Regions from separate parts of the Mus musculus genome. Here region 1 is linked to region 2. A link is a loop called in an ENCODE intact Hi-C map of the cell type or tissue named here. Cell type or tissue: left cerebral cortex. All regions are shown on one strand. Each heading gives the region's core, and the rest is flanking DNA. Links, peaks and the distances in the headings are about the cores only.

Region 1 (10,133 bases), core at 1,423-9,422, 52 kb after region 2:
ATTAAACCTGCCTACCTTTCTGACTGACTCTTTACTGCCTCTCAGCCCCACAGCATGGCCTAAGATCACAGACTGACAGTCTGTCAGCCCCTACACCACTCTCATTGCCGATACCTGAAGCTGCTCTTCCATGTAAGGGGCTTTTAAAATGTCTGCAGCCGACGGTCTCAATGAAGGACTCTTGTTCAACATGCTGTAATGTTCAAAGAGAAAAATGGTTTTTCAAATGAACAAAAACCTAAGTTCCTTGCAAACACAGTCACAGAACTTCAAATGGTTTCTGCTTCACACTTGCTTCCGTACCGTTCCATGATGGTGTTTAGTTCTCGTGGATATCTGTCCGGGAGTGAAGGTGTTTTACCTTCAACAATATTCAAAACCACAGACAAGAAACTGGAGCCAGCAAATGCATGATCCAGGCAACACATCTCATATAAAATGCATGCCAGTGACCTGCAGACAAAGAGCAAAACATTTAAGTAAAGAACAAATGTCCCTTTTAAAATTTGCCCGTCACGAAAAGCCTCAGAGATATTAGGGCATTAGCCACAATGCACCAACATCTCTTTGGGGTTGTCTACAGAGTACATATTTACAAGAAAAACAAACAAACAAACAAACAAACAAACAATCCTGAACTCAAAAGAAAAACAGACAGGCAAACAGACAGGGACACACATACACACACTACATGCATGAACACACACATGCATGCAGGCACACAGCACACAAGTCCAAGACCTATCAAAGGATGAAGCACAGAAAGAAATATGCACATTACATTTTCCAAAGAAAAAAATAAACAATCCAATAGCAAGATGTCTGTGCACGATGAAGAGTCTAAAATCTGATTAATGTAGCTGGGTATTTTAAAATGAGCTTTTATGAAAGAAAAACAAAATGAGGTTACACGCTACCTTCCTGAGGTAGTTTTTTAAAGTTATGTATGCAGAATGAAGTTTTAATTTATTAGCCTGACCTGCCCTCTGCTGTGTACTCTGTATGCTGAAAGGGAAGCTGGCATTATTTATTAGTTTTCTGAATAGACTCCATTTGCAAGTAGAGTGGGAGAGAAACTACTTGTAACTCACATTCAAATGTATAATTCTCCTTGGGGCTCAAGAAACAGGGGATCAAACCAGAGAGCAGCCCAGTGCTGGGGTGCATTAGCCATGCCAAGTGGTGCCTTTGAGCTGGCAGAAACCTGGTCCTAGTGCTCCCACAGTATACAGAGAATGAAACTTAATGTCTTCCCTAAGCTCAGTATTAAAAAAAAAAAAAAAAAAAAAAAAAAGGCTTTAAAAAAAAAATCTCATGGGTATTGTGGGTTATATAACAGCCAGATTTCCCTTTTCATGGTGGTTGCTTAAAAGATGAAAAACATGAGTTTATGACAGGCTGTTTAAAAGCTATATGTTATGGAACCTTTAACACAATGCTTAGAAAGGGGAGAATATATATAAATAAACACACAAACATAGAATTTGTTCTGTGCTTTCTTATAGAAGTGCATGTATGTAAGAGAATTCTGAATATGTACACTGAAAATGTTTCTGTTCCAATAAGCATTTAATAACACTAAAGCTTTTGGCTGGTTACAAAGCACTTTCATGCCTGTCACAACACAAAAGGAGCTCAGACTTCCCAGTGACACTGAGCCAATGTTGGATTTCTTTTTCAACTCATGGACAAGGAAATTGGCTGGGAGAAGCCAAGTGACTTGATCAAGGATACAAAGTAGCAAATAGGATAACTAACTCTTGAATGAAAACATTTTTCTTCCAAACACTCTATTTTTTCAATTAGGAAAAAAAAGGGGGGGGCGGTGTTAGGAGTCCATCTATAAGAGTATGAGAGTATCAAATGTTATCTTATATAGGAATTTTGATATACTGATATTTTAGCATCAAAGAAGATAGATTTCTTCACATACATATTGATATTTTTAGAAAAATAAAAACAGAGTGTTCCTTGCCAGCAGGAAAGCACTAAACATGTTCTAGAAGGGTGATCCCAGGCAGAAACAAGCAACATTAGGACTGACAAATAGCATCAAATAGATATGTATAAATGAACATTCTTGCTACGCAACAACACTGATAATAGCTTGTTGGGTCTAAACAAGTCTATGTCAAGAATAAGACAAAAGACAGAAGAGAACCAGACATGTGATGTGTGTCTAGTTCCGTGTGTTAGTGAAAAGAAGTCATACTGATATTTTTACTAGACAGCAATAGGATGCATATTGTATTTCCTTGAGTTATAATTGAAAGATAATATAGAAGTAAAGCAAGCCAGGAGAAATAAAATTCAACTATAAAATTTTAAACTAAAAGGAAAGAAGGAGATAATAATAAAAATGAAACAAATGGAACACAGGGCATAAACATAAGATACAACACAGACATGGTCACACTAAATCTAACAGTGAAATGCAGGAGGAATGAGTCAGCATGTTCTGACTGGTGGCCCACAGAGGCCCACGCATGTGTAATAGTTGCCTCCACACTTGCTAAGCCTAAAGCCTGCCTGATGGCCTGGAGACAAATGATGACAGAACAACCAATCAGATGGTGCCAACTACATGGAGCTAGCAGTTATGGACCAACGGGGCATGGGTAGAGGGTATAAAGGCACTCCTCAATTCTGCAATAAACTGAACACCTAGCAGTCGATGGCCATGCTTAACTGTGACCCTTGCTTTTCCTCTATCTGTTTGACTTCCTTAAGGGTGGACAACGATACCCAGAGACACGAGGAGTTGGCCAAATTCATATGTAGCTCCTAGTCACAACAGTTCTTTAATTATTCCCTCTCATTGTCTCAAAAGATTCAAACTCTAAATCTGAGTAGGGTCAAAGTGTTAAACTTTGACGCCTCCTTTGTTAACAAGGTTAGGGAGAACTTCCAAAGGCTCCGAGAGTCCCTCTTGGATCACCACATATGGAACTTTGGGAGGGGCTGTGCTATTAATAATTATTCTTCTCAAGTGCCTTATACAGCATGTGTCACATCAATGCTACATCAACAAGACCACGCTGAGAGTACTTATAGCCCTTGAATGCCCTGAAAAGAGACTACCTATAACAATGGTGCAGGCTTGGTTGACAGAAATGCAGAGGACCACTAATTAGGCTCCCCTACCACCCAGGCAGACTTTCCAGAGTGGCTCTCCTTCCACAGCTGTTAGTCAATGAAGATCCCAGGTTAACCTAAGACAGGCAAGGCTCCTTCTGCTGGTCGCCCCCTTAGGTGGGGTCAACAAGGTCAGAGCACAGAACTCTGGTTCCCACTGAGTTGCCAATTTTTAAAAGAAAAAGGTGGATATGTAGGCAGATATGTATGCATGTTCTGATTGGCAGCCTAAAGTGGCTCACGCATGTGCAATAGTTGCTTCCAAGTTTATTAACCCTGAAACCTGCCTGATGCCTGGAGACAGATGACGAAAGAGAGTATAACCAGAACAACCAATCAGATAGTGCCAACTACATGGAGATAGAAGTTATAGACCAGTGGGGCATAAGTGGAGGGTATAAAGGCACTCCCCAATTCTGCAATAAACGAGCCTGCTTCTGCTTCTTACCGGGCTCCCAGAGACTTTTGTCCTTGATTCTGAGCCTTCTTACCCCCTCTCCCCAAGGACAGTCTTTCGGGGCTAAGGATTAGGGCATCAGTAAAATAGTTCAACTTTGAAAACCTTTAAAAAGATTTAATACAAAAACAAAAACAAAACAAAAAGCAACAACAACAACAAACTCCATTGCTCTCCAAATACCCTTGGGAATGTATCTGCACATGAGAAAATTCACAGTTATAGCATGCAGAGCTGGTGAGATGTCTTAGCAGGTGAAGGTTGCTGGCAAGCCTGCTGGCAGGAGTGTAATTGAAGTGACCATGGTAGAAGGCAAGCAGCTCCACATGCCTATCATGACATGACAACTCTCCACAAATAAATATAAGTTCAAAAGACAAAGATATGTCATGCAAACACTTGCCAAAAGATTGCTAGTAGGTATACTCGAATAGGTGAACACAGGCTTTGAGGGAGGAATCACTACTAAGTTCAAGATGATGTATCAATAAAGAAAGCTATCAGAAGCATGTGATAACTTTAAAAGTGCATGTCTCAAGTGTCTGTGTGTAAAGGACATCAGAATTAAAGGGAAAAATAAATGCTCAGTCGTGTGGTTCATAATCATCCTGCTGGCTACCAGAACACAAAGACATCAAAGTCAAAAGGAAGTAAGAAGACAAACACAAGCTGACACATTCTATAATGACAAAATTCATATTATTTTCAAGAACTAGTGAACCATTTATCAAGACTAACAATACACGGAGTCATAGACAAGTTTCAATGACTTCAAGAATCAAACTCTTGAGAGCATATGCTCTGGCTGCAGAGCAAGTAAGCTAGACGTGAGAACAGAGAGAGGAGGACGGGAGAAGGGGCTAGGAAATCTCCAACTACGTAAGAATTAAGAAATATACATCTACAAAGTCCTTAAACAGTAAAGCTTATTGAATGAAATTAATGAAATCAAAAGCACTAGGTACATAAAAAAAATAGAGGTCTCAGTCTATAATCAAGCTTGATAATTTAAAAAAATATCAAAACAGGGGCAGGCGCTAGGGTTGAAGAAGCAGGAGAAGAATCAATGAAACAAAGAACAGTTAATGCTTTGTATGCAAAAAGGAAAGAAAATCACATGAAATGAAGTTTAAAGAAACATTTTCAACAGCAGGGGAGGGAAAGACAACAATTTACTAAATACACCTAAATAGAAATGTGGTCAAACATGTTGTCAATTTTTTTTGAGACAGGACTTCTCTGTGTAGTCTTGGATGTCTTGAAACTCACTGAGTACATCAGGCTGGTCTTGAACTCACAGAGAGTCACCTGCCTCTGCTTCCCAAGTACTGGGATTAAAGAAATGTGCCACCACTGCTGGGGGTCAACCTGTCCTCCAAATTTTTATGTTTTTACACATAAACTAATGCTGTCCCAGATCTTAGCTTCTCTACATCAGTTAATGCTGAGGCTCATAAGTGCCCAAAGTGTAACTCTTAAGTATTCAGCCCTAAATGGTTTACCTATGTCAACCACATATCCAGGCTCAGGGGCTGTCACAGTAGAGAGACAGAAGAAGGTAAGAGCTTGAGGACTGGGAAGGGAGCTGTGAAATGCTGCCTTCTGGACATGGCCTGGCTATTGCCCACACGGATTCACTAAAGCTATGGTTACATGCACAGCATCAAGACAAGATGACCAGTCAGCATTCCAACACACAGTGCTGATTAGATACAGTGGGTTACCAAAAGAGTGGGCATTGGTATGGTGTAGGGTACCTGAGGAAAGTTAAGAGAGGGAAGTCGGAGGAAGATATAAACAAGGTACATGCATGCACACAAACGTGCGCGTGCACACACACACATACACACACACACACACACACACACCACAAATAGAATGTTATGATATATTTTAAAGGCTTGTATTAACAAGAGATTTTATTTCAGGAATATGGTATTGATCTAGCATTTAAATCGTCAATTAATAAGATTTGCCTCATTATAGGAAACAAAAGATAAACTGTAACATCACCTTAACAGATGGGGAAGAAGCATTTTATTCACGGTGGTCAGTGGTCAAATGCATCTGCAGTTTTATAAAGAAGAAAGCACAGCATAATGGGAGCAGGAGGAAATTTCCTTAGCCTTGTTTTTAGAGCTTTAAAATATATAGTCAAAAAAAATAAACTTATTGGTGAAATACTGAAAGTTTACAATTTCCTACTGAGATTGGGATCAAGATAAGAATCAATATACCGTATCTATACTACAGGAAATGAATGTGTTACCTAGGGCAATAAGGCTAGAAAAAATAACTTAAAAATCAGCTAGGAACATTAACCCATCATTCATCATGTCAAAATGACTGCTTACATAAAAAGCTCAAAAGACTCTAAAGCCTTTGAAAGTACATGGACTTAGCAAGCCTGCTCCATACAACGGCCGTTCTTATCTCTAAGTCTGCAACAAGAGCATCTTAAAATGAAATTAATTGTGCCACTCACACTAACATAACAAAATGTCAAATATCTATAAATAAACCTAAGAGGTGTGCCAGATCCTCCAGTGTTGGCTACAATATAGTGATGCAGGAAATTAATGAAGACCAAAGAATAAGAGGGGCAGAGGGGAAGGCGGATCCAGTCACCCAGGGAGATTCAGTTAAGAGGAAAATGCTGCTTTCTCCTAACATGGTTTGCAGACATCTGCAATAGTGGCTGGAATCTTACTTGGCTTTTCTTCCTATGTAGGAAGTGTCAAGATGACTCTAACTTTAGATGGAAGGGCTACAAAAAAACACTTAGCTTAACAATGTATTCCTTATAAGAGCGTGGCATTGAAAAAGATGAAAGATTCTGATGGAACAGAAAAGAACTGTTTTCAAATACAGACATAAGAAAATTCTATTGCTTGATTAAGGCAAAGGTTAAGGTAAACTACACTTCATATGGGGAAAGAGAGAGAGACAGAGACAGACAGAGAGAAGAGAGAAATCTTCAACAGATACTAAAAGATCAAAACTGAGATGTTCAACACTGTTAGACATCAGAGAGATGTAAACAAGCACTCCTGGGTAGTAATTCTGCATGCTCCTAGAATGGCTAAAAACCAACAAAAACAAATCATTACTTGTTACGCTACATATAAAAGGTTTTAAGAAAAAATTAAAAAGACAGAGGTCGAAAGAACAAAGCCAAACACATCCCACCTCTCTCTAAGGGGTCAGAAGGGCTGTGTGGGAGCAACAGTCTTTTAGTCAATGTTCTATTCCTGTGAAGAGACACCATTAACAAGGAAAACATTTAATTGGTGCTGACTTACACCTCAGAGGTTTAGTCCACTGTCATGGTGGGAAGCACGGCTGCATGCAGGCAGACATGGTGCTGAAGAGTAGTTGAGAGTTCTACATCTGCATCCACAGGCAGTAGGCAGGGAGAGGCACTGGGCCTGGCTTAAGCAATGAAACCCCAAAGCCAGCCCCCAGTGACACACTTACTCCAACAAAAGTACATGAAATAGGTAGGTGCTAGTGAAAGGAAAACGAGACAATGTGACTGAACAAGCTTCTGCAACATTTGGAGTCAAAGATGGCTTCATTGTCCAGTCACATATTTTAAAATCTATCACCTAGATTCATTGTTTATTCTGATAGCTGTAATTGCATATATCTATACTTTTATTTTCTCCAACTTCTAACCAAATACTGTTATGTGAAAATTATCATATCACCTCCTAACTTCTAACTTCTATCCTTTTGAAGACAGAAAGCACCAGTATTGGAAAGCAGAAGTAGAAACAGAGAGAGAGAGAGAGAGAGAGAGAGAGAGAGAGAGAGAGAGAGAGTTTTATTTAGAAGTCTGTGTCTTGCATTCCTTTCTTTCCCTAAAATACCTCCAACTTTGAAGAGTTAAACAATCTGTCCTCGAGGGATCCCAGTGTACACAGTGAAGAGGAAAGTGGGGATCAGGTGCACGTGAGACATATTCCACCCTAAATCCCCCTGCTTGCCATCTACCCAAGTTGCTACACCTATGGGAGAGTTTCTGAAGCATGGCCTCTTAATGAATTGCAAATGAAATGCCAACCGCCTGTCTCTGTGCAGCTAAATTTACCTCTTTAAAGATCTGCCAGACCTTCCAGCAGAAACCTGCCCCAGCAGTGCTGGAAAATCGTATTATCTGCTAGGTAATATTTTCATTTGATGTGAGTGAGAGGCATTCTGATGTTTTCAGTAAACACACACACACACAACTCCAGGAGATTAATGGCTGCTGAGAGGAAGAAACAATCTACTCCAACAATTAACCTGTTCCTACGTTAACCAATTCCAAATAAGAGCAATATTAAATAGACTTAGTGGGTTTTACACACACACACACACACACACACACACACACACACACACACACACACATACACACACACAGTAACAATAATAATTATAAAAGAAGAGATCATGCATTTGGGTGTAGGGCTACAAGAGAGGAGAAGTTGGAGGGGGTGCAGGAAGGATGGAAATGATGTAATAAAGTGCTCATGGATAAAATTCTCAAAAAGAAAAGTAAAACTTAGAAAGTATACATAATAGCCACAGTTAATTGTATGAAGAAATATAAAGTTAATACAAGCGCAGTGGATTTGCCTTTGGTGCATAATAACCTAAACACCTTTTTACTTAAAATTGAATATTAGCATAAATTGTTCAAGTACAAAGAAAATAAAAAGGATAAAACAAAACAGGGGACACTGGCTACTTGAAAAGCTTAAGACATATACAATACAGCAGGAGTTTACCACTGGTCAGAGAGCACTACGGCTCCTGTCAAAGCTCCTCAAACCCCCGCCGCCCATACAGAGCACCAGAGAGGTGCGTTCAAGGTTGATCCTGAGCGTCTGGGAGGGAATGCAGCTAGACAGGAAGCGTCGCTTCTGGACTGTCACCCAGTTTCCACCTAAAGCAGGGAAACCAGGAGGCAAAGCAAAAATCCCATTCCTCTTATTTTCTGCAGTTAAGTGAAAACTTAGAACCTCGAACTTCAAATTACAAGTAGATGAAAACAAACATTAGTGCTAATACCCCAAGGAGTGTGTCATCTATGTGAGGAGAGATCAAGGGAAGAATGTGATGAAGCTACCATAGGAGCTAAAACCTGAGAAGCACAGCCCATGGACGTGCCAGATGTGCATCGGAGAGTCCAATGGGCTATTTAAGAGCAGCAGCAGGGCCAGGAGAAAGCAAAGTCAGTAAAAACTCTGTTTTGTCTACACAAGGACCTGGCCAGGTTCAGTCCTTCCAGGACCCACATCTAAACAACAAAAACAAAACCAACAACCAAAGAAACAAACTGCAAATGTGATGAAAAGCCTGCCTGAAATACCAGTGCTGGAGACAGAGATGTGCAGTTCCCGGCGGGGGGGGGGGGGGGCGGGGGTTGGTGTAGCCTACTCTAAAAATATAAAGCAGATGACACTTGAGGAATGACAGCTGAGGTACTTTACTGGCACATGCATACAGAGAGAGAGAGATAGAAAGAGAGAGGTGGAGGGAGAGGGAGAGAAGGAGGAGGATAACAGAGGGAAGGGGAGTTAAGGGGAGAGAGAGACTGACTAACAGCTGACACCAGCAGGGGCCCTTCTCAAGCCCAAGGCAGGATGAGGACAAAGCCTGAAGTGGCTGAATGGGTGATAGCTCAGAACAACCCAACAGAAGTCCCCTTACTGATGACATCCTCCATATTCCTGCAGACAAGAGCCACATGGGGGTACTGAGCACTTGAAACTGGTGTGATCAAGAAAAAGTGTGTGTGTGTGTGTGTGTGCACGTGTGTATTTATTCATTTATATATGAACAATTATAGAAGAAAATGGGTTTAGATGAATTTTCTTCTTTTTGTAAAAGTCATAAATACTCCTTTCCATAATTTCTAGAGTTTGATGATATCTGACCCTTGTAGCCCCCCCCCCCAGTACTACCATGTCCTCTACAGGAATTTGGCCAATGGAATATCAAGGCCAATAACCAGGGGAAGGGGAGACAAGAAAGAGGAATGGCTCAAGAAAAACTGGCTAGAAAAGCAGTTTTCATCTTCAGATATTCTTGAGGCCAGAACTAAACACTCAATACAAACCAGAAGGTCCAGGAAGGACCACGGACAGCGCTCGCCTACAGTGGAGAGGAGGTTGGTAACATAGTAGTCATTCTTCCACTTCCAGCTGCTACCAATCCACTGCTGCCTTAAAGATTTGGCAGCAGCCCCACTGCTAATGTGATGCAAAGTGCTTCACACAGAGATCATGGCTATGGCTCCAGCTGCCTTACTCGTTTTATGCAGTCTCCCAGGGCTTGTTAAGATAGAACGAACATCACAAGTAGAAGACCGTGCCAGGTTAAAGAAAAACCTACCTCTCTTTCATCTGTCCCAACCTCCCCACTCCAGCACATTTGCTACAACCCAGTCTGGGGTCCTCACAAGATGGATCCTCTAAGAAGAGTGACTGTTCTCTCCACGTGTTCCTTTCCCCTTCACATACGGGTAGACACGTCCTTCCCTGGTGATACT
Region 2 (10,133 bases), core at 1,031-9,030:
GCTTTAATTTCCTCACACCCTGAAGTCAGCCTCATAACAGACACATTCCAGATTTCTCCTGTGCTGGGTGGGCAGTGACAGGGCATACTTATGAAGGAATGCAATAATGGCTGTCCGAGCTTGGACACCAGTGTTGCAAATCCATACTTGAGGGGAAGAGAAGTTATTTTCTAAGCCACAGAAAGGGTGGCCTTTGTCAGATACTTCAGTCAAGACCCAAACAAATCCCTTCTAAGATGACAGAGCACTAGGGTCACCTATAGGACTTGTTAATTGGTACATAGTGCTAGGTTCCAACCCCCCAAAATGCTGATTTTGTACTTCTGGGTAGCACATGAGAGAGAGAGAGAGAGAGAGAGAGAGAGAGAGAGAGAGAGAGAGAGAGAGAGAGAGAGAGTAACTTCCAAGGCGTTGGATACCTTGGAGCTGGAGCTGGAGTTATGCTTGGTTTTGAACCATACAACTTGGGTTCTAGGAACTGAACTTGGGTACTCTGCAAGATCAACAAGTACTCTTAATCACTGTCTGTCTTAGTTAGGGTTTTGCTGCTGTGAACAGACACCATGACCGAAGCAAGTCTTACAGGTTCAGAGGTTCAGTCCATTATCATCAAGGTGAGAGCAGGGCAGTATCCAGGTAGGCATGGCGCAGGAGCTGAGAGTTCTATGTCTTAATCCAAGGGCTGCTAGTGGAAGACTGACTTCCAGGCAACTAGGGTGAGGATCGTATACCCACACCCACCGTGACACACCCATTCCAACCAGGACACACCTATTCCAACAAGGCCACACCTTCAGATGGTGCCACTCCCTGGTCCAAGGATATACAAACCATCACACTGTCCCATTCCTCCAGCCCCACAATTTTCATTTCTATAAAGTTCCAAGCTGCTATGGATGCTGCTGGTCCAGGAGCCATACCTGTTAACAACTACTCAAGTAAAAGTGTCTTAGGACATCCAGAATCACGTTAATAAGGGACATGTGATCCTCTCCTAGCCCTGCATCTTCCACTCTTCATATGCTAAAGCAAACTATTAGGAGAGACCACCTACTTTAGAGGAGCTAGAGCTGTGCCTCAATTGCTTCTGCTCTCTATGGCGTTATAAACAATGAGACGGTGTCTACTTCATGAACAGGAATATGGAAGTGAATGGTGAGCAGCCTCCGTGATGCACAGCATTGTGTGATTTTAAAGGTACGTTTTCACAACTATTATTCCATTTATGGTTATATCAAGTCTTCAAGTTAGATCTGGATGACCATTGCTCAGATAAGGAAAGTGAAAGCTAAAACCAGAAAAAGGTCACAGAGACACATGCACCATGACCATGAAGCTAGAAAGTAAACAACATGAACCCTAGCTTCTGGGTTAGTGCCACTTTACAGTGAATAAGGAACATTTATCTTTGCTGCTAAAATCTCCTAACTGCCCGCCCCCAGAGGCTCTGAAAGACACTGGACAATAAAGTGTGGGGTTCCAGCTTGAAAGAAAACCTGACTCTTCATTATGCCAGGAGGTTGTCTCACAGGAGCTGAGAACAGTGAATGCCAGAGCCTCACCCGGACTCGAGCCAGCTCTCACTCCTCGATCCCAGGCGGGTCATATTTGCAGGTGCATGAGAGCCAGCTAGTCGTCCAGTTACAACAGCCCTCCCTCCAGCACTTCCAATTCAGTGGACCTGGGTAAGGTACGAACTTCTGCATTTGTAATGATGCTGCCAACACAGAGATATAAGACTATCACACTGGGCACTGGAGGAGAAACTGACATAGTGGTGATATGTTAGATAAAAGCCTCCGTTGTTTCAAGTATTGTTAGATCAGCTCTCTGTGCTTCAGATTAGTAATCAGATATACAGTATAGAACTTTTCTTAAAGAGCTAGTTTTCCTGTATGTTGTTTCAGACTAAATCAGGGAATAGTCTTCTGTCTTGTGTGTGTGTGTGTGTGTGTGTGTGTGTGTGTGTGTGTGTGTGTGTGTGTTGGGCTCCGTTGTCTTTCCCAATTGCTCCCTGCTTCCTTTCTGAGATGGAATCTTTTCCTGAACCTGGAGTTGACTGATTTAGCTGGTCTAGCTCTAGCTAGCTTGTCTTGAGGATCTGTCTGTTTCCACTTTGGGGACTCTGAGATTACAGGCAGACATTGTGCCTGCTTGGCTTTTATGTGGGTGCTGAAGATCCCAACTCCAATCCTCACACTGCAAAGCAAACACTCGGCCCTCTGAACCATCTCATTAGCCCAAGCACAGAGACTCAGAAGGGTAATCTCCACCTGTCCATCTATCATCATCCCAAGTGATTCCGACCCCTGGTATGCCCTGTGCAAAGAATAGCAGCACTTGGATCTCAACAGAAATACAAGTTCTAAGCCCATCGCCAGCCCCGACCTATTTAATTAGTTCAATGTGTTCTGAGGATGGGGCTCAATGCTATAATACTTACCTACCTCGTGCAGGGCTCTTGGTTCAATACCATAAAACATAATGTGTTTCAACAACCCCTCCAGGTGAGTCATCTGATGCACACTACTAATTCAGTACAAAACTGTCACTTAATGTCTGTTCAAGTTAAAATAATTTCCCTCCTAACCTATGAGCCCAGGGGGGCAGAATACATGCTCATCTTGATCACGATAGCACCTCCATGTTAGCTCAACGAAGAGACTCACAATTTTTGGAATAAAAGAATCCTAAGATCTCTAAAAGATATGGGCTTATGAACTCCATCGTAGCATCCCATTCAAAGGCTCTCAGAAGCTTCGCTGGAGGGTGAGGGAGGAGGAAGGTGCTTTTGGAGCCCCACCCCACTCTATCTTTTCTCTTGCATGCTCTAAGTTTACCTGTCAGATGTTGTAGTTTGGATATTAAATGTCCCTCAGAGGTCTATGTGTTGGAGGCTTGGTCCCAACCCATAACTTAATAGAAAGGAATTTTTAGTCTACAGATTCTGTTGACAGATCTCAGGTCACTGAAGGCTTGTTCCCCCAAGGACACAGTGGTTCCATGGTCTCTTCCTTTCTCTTCCAAGTTCTTACCGTAGGGTAAATAGCCCTGTCGAGTGTCCCCAATATGATGTGCTGACTCACCGTGGATCCCAAACCACAACGGAAACAACTGGCCACAGGCTGAACTTTCCCAAATTGTGAGACAAAGTAAAAAGAAAAGTCCTTGTGAGTTGACCATTCCAAGTGCTGATGACAACAGTATGGCAGTTTGAATAGTAATGGCCAACACAGGCTCAAATACTTAAATGTGTGGTTATAAGGGAGAGATGCTACTTGACAAAGATTGGGAGGCTTGGCTTTGTTGGGGTGGGTGTGGCCTTGCTAGAGGGAGTGCTGAGGTTTGAAATGCTCAAGCCAGGCCCAGAGTCTTGTTCCTCCTGCTGCCTGATGATCTGGACGCAGGACTCAGCTCCATCCCCAGCACCGTTCCTGCCTGCGTTATTCTGTGCTTTCTGCCATGACTAATGGACTCAAATTCTGGAACTGTGAACCAGCCCCAGTTCAATATTGTCCTTTATGAGAGTTGCCACGGTCATGGTGTCTCTTCACAGCAACAGAACACTGAGACAGACAGAGAGCCAGGGAGCACATTTTCATACTAAACCTTATAGCCCCATCCTGCAGACCCATCAAGTTCAAGGCCTCAGCCAAAGTTACCCTAGAGTGTGGTGCAACTCCTTAGCAGACTTGGATTTTCTAGGTGCTTCTGCTGGCTGCCGGGGGCAGTTATCTAGCTGACATGTGGGCTGAATCATTATCAGTACATAAAGGCACTGATAGACAGAACAGCTAGAGACAAACACTCCCCAGAGAGAGAGATAGCCTGTCTGATAGACTCCATCATAGTTAATATGTTTCCTAAACCCTCATCCTTCATTCTCTCCATAGCCAATGGGGCACTCGACGTCCCACCCGTGGATAGCACACAACTTCGCCCACACAACCTGAAGAAAAAGGCTCCAAAACTTTGCTGACTGAGAAAGGGTATTTTATCAATTTCTAAACTTCAAGCTAGTGTTGGTTTATTGTTTGTTTTCAGTTTTTGTAAGCCATCTGTCCCCTGCTGTGAACCAGGAGATGGTTCATCTGGGCTGTTTGGTGAATCACCAGCCGGGCCTGAGACTATTCTCAGGGTGTCCCAGTTCCTGAAGGCGGCCATTAGAATTACTCACCAAGTTCAGAAGCCGTGGAGAATAAAGGGTCCCCTGCAATAAAGGCAGCTGTCATTTCTTCTCTTGGTGAACCTGCCTTTTACTGACACTGTGGGTCCATTGTGGAAGTCCCAGAGAGGCAGTTATTCCACACAACAAATGGCTGCTGCCTCTGTATTTCATTACAAAGAGCCCTTTTCTGGGCCCGTGGGAAGGGATTGCAATTTTCAATCACTGTAACATTTAGTGGGGCTGGTGCTTGCAGCTGCACATTTGCTAAGGGACAATTTAGACTGATGTACAGTCCAGTGGAGGATGTGGAGGCCTCCAGTGACATGAGCACACTCATAGGCTGAGGGACAAATGCACAGTCCATATAGTTTTTAACAGCCAGCTCTGCAGAGCTCCTGTCTCACACCTCCATGGTCTTCCACAGTGGACTGCAAATCTTGCTGAAACACCAACTCCTTCAGTGAGCCCTCACTGCCAACAGAACTCAGCACAGGAATCTCAGTATGGCTTTCTGTCTGCTTTCCGGGGCTGGCCCCCTAATAAAGAATTTGATAGCTTTCCTTTACAGACACAGTTAAAAGGGCCTTTGTTTGGATGACCCCTGGTCCAGGCAGAGACAGGTGTATGTGTGTGTGTGTGTGTTTGTGTGAGTGTGTGTGTGTGTATGCGTGCGCAAGCGTGTGCGTATGAGTGTGCATGTGTATGTATGCTGGAGGGGGTATGCTCTACCATTGAGCTTCATCCCTAGTCCTGGTTTATTTTTCTAGTTCCTGGCAGACAACTTGACTTTGTAACCTGAATTCTGTGTTTTTCTCTGCCCTTGTCTCCTGTGTTCCAAATTCATTTCTTTAGTGTGCTACTCCTTCTAGAATTTTTCTATCAGAATTGTAGCCACCAGCCAATGCGGCTACTTAAATTACAATTATTAAAATTAAACGACAAATTCAGTCACATCAGCTACATTCCATGAGCTCAGTGGTCACATGACAGGGTTTGAGGCTCTTTCCACGAGTGCCATGCTATAGAATGTCTGTTCTCTCCCGCTCGCCCTGCTGGTCTACGGCCCACAGTTTCATCCCTGGGATGTGTTTGCTTTACCTCTCTCACCCTCTGCTCCTACCCAGCCAGCACAGCATCCCCCTTCATCACCAGTTCCCACCCCTGCAGAAGAATAGAAAACCCCAGGCCCCACATGAGACTTAGAGGGAGGGAAATGTGACTCCATCCCATGGCAGCCCTGGACCAGAGCCACACTGAAGAACTTTCCTCATGGAACCCACATGCCTATGAGATGGCTTCCCTTTGCAGAGTACGTACATGGAGATCTTTGGGTTCAGTCCCACCCTCCACCTCAGGGAAAAGTGCCCCATGGGCCACCCAAGTCCCACTGGAAGCCACCTGCCACATGGCGTAACAATGATCGTGTGTGTCTTGTCAAACTATCAGCAACTGCACACTGAACTAAACATCAAATAGAGACGATGCATTTCCAGTGTTGGGGGTGGGAGCTGCTAACAGCTGCTTGGTTTTATCTCTCTTCCATTCTTTCCTCTCTGGGTGCTATAATGAGCTATAGGTGAGCACCCTGACCTTTTCTAAAATAAACCCTCTAAACTAGGGCTAAAATTAACTGCGCTGATTAGCTTAGCCTACAGCATCACACATGAGACTGTGAAAAGAAGAGATTTTCTTAGCCAGAATGCATATTCATGACCCTTTCAGTATGGAGGGCTAAATTAAGTATAGTACAGTACCTTTTATATACATATAGGACATCAGGTTCTACCATTTTATCCAAAGGGACATCTCTATATTTGATTGAGATCCCTAAGGGCCCTCCATTCCCCCTATACACAGGAAGATCCAGGAAGAGGAAAGGGAGGGAGGAGGGAGGGGAGGGAGGAAGAGAGGGAAAGTGGGGAGAAGAGAGGAAATAGGTCTCCCTTAAGCTCTAGAGTCTGTGATTTTTATCTTATGTGTCAAACTGATTCTCCCTTAGGCAAAACTAGAACATTTCTCTGAACATTTTTTTTCTTTTTTCTTTGCAGAGCAAAAACCAAAACAACTGGGCAAAATTTGTCTTTTCTCCACCAGACTCAGAGAAAGGAACAAGAGATGGGATATCCACTCTCTGAGGGGCGATATAGGAGATTGCTCAGTGGCCCTGAGAGTTGGCCCAATGGCTATATGGCACTTGCTGACACGTGACACTCTACTTTGTGGACTTTAAGCAACTGGGTTAAGTTCCCCAGGCCTTAGATATCTCATCTATAGCATGGGGCTCAGAAGTCTAACACCCAGAGTGTGGAGGAGCTGATCAAAGGCTCTCCTGTGCTTTTGGGAGCAATGACTCATGGCTGGAGGAATGGGAGGATGGACGTTGCAGTCACTCTGGGCTTTTATAGCAGAACTGTAGAGTATGTGGCTTAAATACAGGACTAATTGTCACAGTTCCGAAGCCTAGGGAGTCTAAGATTAAGGTGCTGGCAGACTGCTCTCTGGTAAGGGTTCTTGTTATTTGTAGACGGCCTTCTCCTCTTATCTTCTCATATGACCGGGAGCCAAGAAACAGAAGGCGGGCGATTTTGAGTCTTTGTCTACAAAGGTGCTAATATTATCATGAGGGCTAGTCTCATGCCTTATCCATCTCCAAAAGTCGTACTGGAGAATGGAAACTATGAAAGTATGCATCTCATTTGCACGGTATGCAAATGTCCCCTGAGACCGTTGGCAACATTTGGATTCATGCATCTTTAACATGTCTGGGGTGACAGAGCTGTTGCTGACCCAAACAACCACATTGTTGGTAGTGAACAAAATAAAACATGACTTTCTACTCTTGGCCAATGAATATTTGTCTAGAAATAGTGCTATATCTAACACTTGCACGAAGTCTAATACTCTGCATTGCTACAGAATAAGGTGTCTGCTTCCCCCTCTCATTTCACGATGGATGAAATAAGAGCTTCTTTCACTAACAGCATCTTTCATATACATGAAGTGTGTTTGGCAACTTGCTGACTGACATAGATAGAGCCTCCTTTGATGAAACTCCATCCCGTTTCCTGGAAAACTTGTCTCCCACTGGCAGCTCCTCTGCTAACTCAGCAGTTGGAGGCAGAAAGAAGCTACCAGATGAGGCTTGCTGGCGTAGGACATTCTCCATTCACCCATATGAACTCTCAGCACACACGATGAGCAGGGATCACAATGGAATACACGGGGACCCTGCTGCCCAGTGTGTGTGGGCAGGGTGCTCCGGAAGGTTCTCATCACGCACATCAGTTAAGGCACACATTTCTGATTGAGCTCAGAACTTCCTGTCATAAATCTGGCGTTTGCCTCTGCATAGCTTGGTGAAATGTTGATGGGTTCATAGGGACCAAGAGAGAGAAAATCTTTCATGGCTATGAAATCTGGAAACAGTTGCCTTCTCATATTCTCAGAGAATAATTAGGAATACATTTAAATTACACATTTTATAAATCAATTATAGGAGAGGAGGAGCGAGGGAGAAGACAGACTCGGGGTGTGTGAGTTAAGATAAGAGTTTCAGGATTGCCTCATATTGTCACAATTATGGCAGCTGACAACTTCCAAAATCCACAGAATAGACCATAGGGCAGGCAGCAAGCAGCTGGCTGGAGACTCTGGGAAGGGTTAGTTAAGTGCACTGGAAGCCTGGGCCTGAAATCTCTCTCTGACTGGGTAGGACTAAGTCACATAGTGCTTTACTCAAATCTACTCATTTAAAAAATCATCGAATAAACACATTAATAGCAACATATAGACCAGGGTTCAAGGAAACCTGGCTACTACTAGCCTTGCCAGCTGAACCTGTAACAAACCATCCGAGGATCTACTGGAGAGTTCTCCTCAGCTTGCTTTCTGACCTAGAGAATGGGGTTGTCAGAGAACTCAGGCCATCCTCTCAGGATACAGATGTTAGGTTACTTTCTGAGCGCCTTGGAACTTACTGATCACATGGAGGTAAGGGTGTTTATTCCATTCTTAGCAAGCCTCTAACTAATGTCAGAACCAGTCTCCTGCCTCAAAAGGCTTTTTCTGGACGTGGTGGTGGTGTCCTGCCTACAACCCTCAGGCAGATTTCTCGACTGCATCTGTTTGTAGGAAATTCTTGTCACCTTCACCCAGCCTGGAGTTTTCAAGCCTCACTGGGAAGCACGTTCAGGTCGAGATTCAATGTCTACCACGGGAAGGACAAGGTAAACAGGCTGCCCTACAGGTGGCCGGAGCCCCATTTTTGGCAGCAGTATGTCTTATGTCATACTGTGCAGAAGGTATTGGCACAAAAGCTTGGTAACCAAAATCACTCTTTGGAGGGGCTGGAGAGATGGCTCAGTGGTTAAGGAGGCCCTGGATTCAGTCTTCAGCACCCCCCATGGTAGCCACAAACATCTGTTACTTCCGTTGCAAGGAGTCAGATGCCCTCTTCTGGTATCTGTGGGCTCCAGGCCCACAGATGACACACGGACATACATGCAGGAAAAACCTCCATATCCATAAAGATAAAACTTAAAATTAACTTTAAAAATTACTTTTTTACTGGTGACTGAGGCAACAATAGGTATCCCAGGGCAAACAGCACACCAGTAAAACCAATAAAGAAAAAACAAGAATCTCTACGAGCTTCCCTCCGGCAGACCTCTTACAATAGCTGGAAACTACTTCCAGTTTTGGAAAAGCTACCTGCCCTGGGTGAGGCTCTCGAGACAATGTCTGTGAGGTGATTTTTAGGAGGGTTCCTTATCTGAAAGTCCCACTGCAGTCCCACAAACCTACGCTCATGGATCTCTAAAGGCAATAGCGGGGGGAACAGAGGAGGTGTTCACAGAGAGCCTCTGTGGGCTAGGGACAAGGGAATGACTTTTGTTGGGTTTTGCTTTTCCTTTTTTTTTTTTTTTTTTTTTTTACAGGCATTTGCCTCTCTCCTAGAGCACTGGCAAAGCGGCTCTGGTGGCCCAAGAATGTTCTCCTACCACAGAGCCAATGCTAGGAGGCTGAGGATAAGGAAATGGTCAGGATCCAATAGGGACTACTGGTCGGGCTGCCGTGCCAGGGGAAAGTTTCCCTGCATATATTTGACTCCCATTCATCTTTGTTGGGTTGTTCCCATCCATCCGACTTCTTCGGCCCTGCCACTGTTGCTACGCACCTTCCCTGAGCACTGGGCAGGGTACAATGCATCTTGTGCCTCGTCCATCGCAGGTAGCTTTTCCTCCACTCTAAATGTGCCTCCGCTTCTGTCCCAGAACCACATCTCCATCTGCTTCTTGCTCTTGACTCTCGGACCAGCTCTCTCCTTTGCTTCTCATTTACATACTAATCTGCCCGTGGCTTTTAACCCGGGCCGAGTTCCAAGCTCAAGTGGGCTTGGATCACTTCCACCAAGCCCACCCCCCACCCCCAGAGCCTCTGTGATTTTGGCACATTGTATGTCCACCACCCCTCCTCCTGGCTTTCCCTCTTTTCCTGATTTTGTTTTTTGTTTTGTTTTGGTTTGGTTTTTTTTGTTTTGTTTTTGATTTTTTTTTTTTTACATATTGACACTATTTGCTCAGCCATGAATCTTAGATCATTCTTAGCTTATGAATCTCCCCCAAGCAATGAACGCCCACAACTGAAAAGAAAATATGTTGACATCCTAGACTCTGAGCCCTCCCCACTAGTATTCTAGTCCACACCCCCTTGGAGTGCTTGTGCAACAAACTGTATGCAACAAACAACAGGAAAGCCCAGGGCATGCCTACTGGTTTGCATCAAATTCTCTCTGTAAACAGTGATGCTAAGTCATTCTACTAGAAAATTAGATTTTTCCTCATTAAGAAGGGGAAATAGATACAGTATGCATTTATACACTAACAATGCTAAAGGGTTTTATTTCAGTGAAGGTCGAAGTCAAGTTTCAAAAGGGGTAAGGAGAACATTTTAAAGTAAATTTCTT

What was found. Peaks named below come from ENCODE experiments on the same cell type or tissue, not always from the same donor. Only the 100,000 strongest peaks of a DNase experiment are listed, where the experiment ranks them.
Region 1: a loop joins it to region 2, with 9 times the contacts of the local background. A loop is called at or near these places in 2 of 42 quality-filtered maps.

What each region holds. Positions count from the first base shown.
Region 1 is chr9:105,299,948-105,310,080 of GRCm38, forward strand. It overlaps Nek11 (NIMA (never in mitosis gene a)-related expressed kinase 11), which reads right to left. Exons shown (of 16, transcript NM_172461.3): 7 at 304-453; 8 at 115-193. Among named protein-coding and RNA genes, the nearest start is that of Nek11, 90 kb to the right of the region's middle. In left cerebral cortex, for the core only: no CTCF peak of the experiment used is centred there; DNase peaks (open chromatin) are centred at 2,506, 6,282, 7,645 and 9,069; H3K27ac peaks cover 2,377 bases.
Region 2 is chr9:105,248,372-105,258,504 of GRCm38, forward strand. The region is part of intron 12 of Nek11 (NIMA (never in mitosis gene a)-related expressed kinase 11); the gene reads right to left. Among named protein-coding and RNA genes, the nearest start is that of Nudt16l2, 110 kb to the left of the region's middle. In left cerebral cortex, for the core only: no CTCF peak of the experiment used is centred there; DNase peaks (open chromatin) are centred at 4,238, 4,590, 5,121, 5,875 and 2 more places; H3K27ac peaks cover 3,369 bases.